Regions from separate parts of the Mus musculus genome. Here region 2 is linked to region 1. The links are chromatin loops, found by intact Hi-C in ENCODE. Cell type or tissue: heart. All regions are shown on one strand. Links, peaks and the distances in the headings refer to the core of each region. The heading gives the core; the rest is flanking DNA.

Region 1 (2,801 bases), core at 79-2,578:
TTAACTTCTCAAGTTAACTGTACCCTAGAGACATGATGATGGTGGCGCTGGGTTGGACATTTTATCAGGGAAAAGAGGTCGTTAGTGACTTTGACCACTGGTTACATCTACTCTTGCTATCTTTCCATTATCCTGGTCTGTGCAGAAGTACAGGTCTTGAAATCAAGTAGGTCTTAGTTCCGATCCCAGCTCTGTCACTCATTAGAAATCTCAGTTAACTTTTTTGATTGAACATAATGCAAGGCATAAAGCCTCTACCTGTTAATGATAGGGGTTGTACAGATATAATTATATCACTAATTACCTTTTACTTAAAAGACTCATTGAGTAAAAAACATAATCTTAGCAAAAAATAAAAACTCCAACAGTTTGATCCAGTATTTCTTGGTAACTATTTGGGGACTGCAGAATGAGAATAATGATATTATCAGTCTCATGATGATATCATCAGTACATGCCTATGTACGAGGCATGGATTTCAGTACTATTTACACTTCCTTCGTCTCTGGGCTCAGCCAGTGTAAGCTTCAAATGACAGCAGCCGTTGGCTGTCTTCTTTACAGCAAGCACTTTACATTTTGAGTGTGTTAAAATATAGGGAAATGAGATTACTCAAGTACCTTACGGTGAAGAACAAGGAGGATGTCATGTATAGGGTGCTGAGGATCATTTAGCAGTGTTAGCAGCGTGCTCATACCTTGTACTCCATCTGTACCTTATTCTCATAGGCCAGTGCTAGTGGCCAGTAACTGGTAGATAGAAATTACACAGCCAAAGACACGGCAAATAAATTAGATATCTTTTTGAAAGATCTTTTTGAAGTTGTATTAACTCAGAATCCTAGTAAATGAAATAAAATTTATTTGGACCGACTATATAGAAAAATGTGCTTTTGGTTGACTTTGTAAGAAAATATTACATTAATAATAGTAATATAATAATAATTGCTATTGGGCTGGAGAGATGGCTCAGCAGTTAAGAGCACTGTCTGCTCTCCCAGAGGTTCTGAGTTCAAATCCCAGCAACTACATGGTGGCTCACAACCATCTGTAATGGGATCTGATGCCACCTTCTGGTGTGTCTGAAGACAGCACCAGTATACCCACATACATGAAATAAATAAATAAATCTTTTTTTTTTTTTAATAATTCCTGTTTCCCCATATAGGACAGTAGTCCCAGCATGCAGGAAGCTAAAGTGTGGAAAGTCCCAGCTGCAGAGCAGCGTGTCTGTGTGTGAGGGTGTGGAGGCCTAGGGTGCGTCTCCACAGACTGCAGGGTGTTTAGCAGCATTCCTGGCTTTCACCTAGTAGTTGCCAGTAGGATTTCCACATCTTGATATCAAAATATCTGTGGATATTCCCACATCTGTGGCGTCCTGTGGGTGCAGCATCACCCTTGGATGGGGACCACTGCTCTGGATGTATTTCTAGTTTGTGATTGGAGCTTCCATTGTTTATCACTCTGGAAGAAAGCTGTTCTCCTCTCTGATCAAGGCATCATCAGATTCTTGGACCTCTCTGTGTTGTCCCCACCACCCTCTTCTGCTCCAGGTTAAAGTAGCCCTGAAATGCATTTGATAAGCAAATACATCACTCATACAAACCCTTTTTTAAAGACCAGATACCCTTCTGATGTATGCTCACACGAATTAAGAATTGTGTGTATTGTCTTGTGGTTGTCTGGTGTGGAGTCTGAGTTATGTGTTTCTTTCTTTTCTTTAGGGTTTTAATGTAGTTGCAAACTCAGTCGCAAATCAGAACCTTGAAATACAGCCCTATGATCTCAGCATTGATATTTATAGCCGTTACATCTACTGGACCTGTGAAGCTACCAATGTCATTGATGTGACGAGATTAGATGGACGATCAGTTGGAGTGGTTCTAAAAGGCGAGCAAGACAGACCTCGAGCCATTGTGGTAAACCCCGAGAAAGGGTATGTTCCAAAGCCACAGCCTGAGACTGCCTCTGATGCCTCCTCACCCTTCGTTTCTCTTTTAGTGGTCCTCACACCAGCAAACAACTCCACTCAGTGTTTCCCACCCTTGTCCCTCCTCCTGCATTTTCTGATATGTCTTCTTTCATTTAATAGAGCTTTGCATTTGATGAACAATTCAATGCTCAGTTACATCTGAATAGATGCCTGGGATGTTAGTAGGGAAAAGGCTCAATCACTCTTAGAGTTACAGAAAAGGGATGGACTCTATAAAAGATTTATCTGTATGTCTCATTTTTAGTTATTAAAAAGGTGAATTAGAGGAATAATTTATAATTTTGTACCTAGATATCTCTGGCCGTTGATTTATTTTTTTTTAATCTATAAAATGTAATTTTCTGAAAACTTCTTGGTACCCTTTGTTACTATTATTAAAAGGAGTATATTATCTTGACCTTTTTAAAAAGATAGGCGGGGTGGGGCGGGGCAGGAGAACCTGGAGAAAGGTTAACTGGTAGCTCCTCTTAGTTGTGCTTAGCAGTGAGACGCTCCAGCACACTGTTGCCTGGGAGACTGACTGACTGCAGAGTGCATGCCCCAGAGCGCTACAGAAAGAGCTTGAGTATGCTCACTGTAAAAAGTACACCCCTGAGGAGATAGAGATACTTAACAACTATAAAATATAAACAGACATTGAAATATCAGGTTTACTCAATTATATATAATTTTTGTTTGTTTCCACATGGCTGGACATTTTTAAATAGATTTAAAAGTATTTTACCTCCATTTATCTTTTTAAATTTGTGTTTGTGTTTTGTAAGGCCTTGCTCGTGTTAGGCAGTGGTTCTGCCAATCAGCTGTACTTT
Region 2 (2,801 bases), core at 280-2,779, 97 kb before region 1:
CTTTTTCCCAGATAGTCATACTTTTATTTTCTTATCATCTATGTGTTAACTCATATATAAAGGCATTTCTACACACACACACACACACACACACACACACCCCTAGATCCACATATGAGGGAAACTTGTCTGAGTAAGGTTTACTTATGTGTATACAATCCCACAATCTTTGTCTTTTCCCCATGTGTGTGACTTTATGTGTATATGTAAAGCAGGCTCCACACTAGGAGAAAAACATACTTTTTTTTTTTTTTAAAGTCCGAGTCTGGTTTATTTTACTTCCTATGATGAGGATTCTCAACCCAGTCCACTAGCGATGTGCTCCGCGTTGGCTTCTGCACACCGTTCCCCTGGCCCGCCGCTTCGGGAAAGCGTAAGCCGCAATGGCACTTTGATTTTCCTACGTCCCGGGGCAGCCCCGGGGTCCGCAGCTCCACCTGGCTCGGCGGCCGGGCGCACAAAGAGCGGCGCGGGCGGCGACGGGCCGGGACGCAGAAAGTAGTCCCGACCACGCCGGCCCCAGTGTCGGCCGACGTCGCCTCACGCCCTCCGCCGCCCGGGGAAAGAATCCCATCGGAATGCGCCTCGGGAAGACCTTATCCCCGCAGCGTGCGGGGGCTCGCGAGGCTCAACCCGCGGGGGCTCTCCGGGGAGTCGGCGCGCGCGGCGGTCGCGGCTCCCGGGGTCCGGCCGCGGCGCGCTGAGGACGGGGGTGGGGGGAGTCGGGCGCGCAGGGAGACGGCGGCGGCCCCGCGGCGGATCCCTGCGCCGCTGCGAGAGGAAGAGGCTGAATGAGGCGCCGCGCGGGGGACGTGGGGCGCCGCGGGAGGAGGCGGCGGCATGGGGGCAGGCGCTGGCGTCGCGCGAGCCCGGGCCGGAGCGGCGCGCTAGAGCCCTGACGTGCGCCCTTTTCTTTCTTCTCGCGGCCGCGGAAAGCATGAGCGTGCAGACCCGCCGCTGCGGCGGCCGCCCCGGCTCCTCGCCCGCGCGTCCCCTGGCCGCCGGGCGCCGGTGAGGGCCGCGAGCGCGCGCGGTGGTGGGGGGAAGATGGGGGCCGTGCTGAGGAGCCTCCTGGCCTGCAGCTTCTGCGTGCTGCTGAGAGGTGAGGCGAAGCGAGGCGAGGCCGGGGGAAAAGTTGCCGGGGTCCCGGGAGGGGGAGGGGAGGTGGCGGGGACAGCGGCGGGGACAGAGGCCTGGCGCTGGGGAGCCGCGCGAGGAAGGGGCCCGCGGTCGGGGGCCGCGCCCGGCCGCCGCGCACACCCCTGGCCGGCCCCGCGGCGCCGCCGGACAAAGCTGCGGGCCTCGGGGGGACCCCTGGCCCCCCGCACTCCATCGGAATGACTGACGGTGCCCGGCTCGCCTGCACTCGGGGCAGAAAGGGGCTTTTGTAGTTGCGCTTTCAGCACCATTGGTGTTGACCTCCCTCTCCCTCGAAGCCTGAGCTCACCTTTCCCGTGTCTCTTAGGTGAACTTTTTTCTTCTTCTTTAAACCCCACTATTTTTTTTTTCCTTCTCCCCTCTCTAGGCCTTGTTACAACTAATAATTGTCTTCCGCGGGGATAGAATGGTCCTGGGTGAGAGCACAGTTGGAAATTGACTCTAGGGTGATAGGTCGCGCTTTTCAGCATTCGGGATCATCTGAGCCCATAATAAAAACACAAACGTTGCCCTCGTAACCCCTGGTATTCAGGACTCGCCCCCTGTTTGCGGAGTGTGCAAGTGTACAGTTGGCACCAAGTAGGGAAGTCATCCTTGTGTGGCGAGGAGCCTATCCTGGGAACTAAATTATCATTTGCTGGGCACCCCTGGGAACTGCTTGGCACTTTAGTAAATAACAGAGAATGCCCTGGGTAATTTGCTATGGGAATCGCTTAAACGTAGTGGCTCTGTGGTGTTTTGAATTTGGACTGTGAGGCTGAGACGTACGTCCTGACTTTTTGTTGTGTGACAGTTTGCAATGGAAACCTTGTCGACTGGTCTTCAGTTGATGAGCGATGGGGGCTGGTGCCATGGAGAGTGTTGCCTGTGCAAGAATTGAGGTGCTGTTTGACGCCGTATCTTGTTGTTCGCTTTTGTTAACTTACCTGTGCCAGTTAATGGGACCTCTCTGGGATTCTTAGTTATTAATTTAACAAGCTCAACGTTTAAGTCCGTCAGAAGTATGGAAGTTTGCAAAGTAGGATAGTAACTAACAATCTTATGATGTAAATGGGACAGCCTATCATCTATGCATGTGTGTATTTGAATAAGACTATTTGCCTTAAAACCCCCCCACCATTTTCTAAAAATAAGCGTATCCCGAATTGTCTAGTCCTTTTTGCAAATACCAGAAAGATAATTGCTGTTTTAATTTCCATGGCAGAGAACTCAATGTTATTACTCAAGAGATTTAATAATCAAGTGTTTATTTTGTTATAGTAAACTCTACATTGAAAGATTTTGCTGTAGCTGTGAGAAAGTTGTTATTAACATGTGAATATGATTGACAAGTTCATAAGAGTTAAAATGTAGAACTAGTGGATTGATTTAGAGTTGGGAAAGTCTAAATCTGTGACTTCTGATGGCTTTAGCGCCTGAAAGTCCAGCTGCCATTCTTAGAGGGGACATAGGACTGTTTGTTTATTTTGATAACAGGTTTGAGCCTAGAGTTGAGTAGATTCATGCATGAGTTTGGTTTAGAGATGGTGAAGCATGATATTGTGTGTAACAAGATCAAGAAGAGGTAACTGTCCGAAGTGGAGCTTATTTAAATGTAATACAATAATGCTAAGGAGGTCTTTGTTTTTCTGTTTAGCATTATT

The links. Hi-C counts contacts between places; a loop is a spot of excess contacts. Peaks named below come from ENCODE experiments on the same cell type or tissue, not always from the same donor. Only the 100,000 strongest peaks of a DNase experiment are listed, where the experiment ranks them.
Region 2: it touches region 1 in a loop (1.8-fold over the local background); 8 of 42 quality-filtered maps call a loop at or near these places.

The regions. Positions count from the first base shown.
Region 1 is chr6:134,467,777-134,470,577 of GRCm38, reverse strand. Lrp6 (low density lipoprotein receptor-related protein 6) reads left to right here. Exons shown (of 23, transcript NM_008514.4): 14 at 1,724-1,935. Among named protein-coding and RNA genes, the nearest start is that of Gm52921, 18 kb to the right of the region's middle. In heart, for the core only: a CTCF peak has its summit at 1,088 (motif pointing left); no DNase peak of the experiment used is centred there.
Region 2 is chr6:134,564,944-134,567,744 of GRCm38, reverse strand. Lrp6 (low density lipoprotein receptor-related protein 6) reads left to right here and starts at 832. Exons shown (of 23, transcript NM_008514.4): 1 at 832-1,102. The coding sequence starts at 1,048. In heart, for the core only: a CTCF peak has its summit at 1,706; DNase peaks (open chromatin) are centred at 524, 754 and 1,724; H3K4me3 peaks cover 2,500 bases; H3K27ac peaks cover 1,888 bases.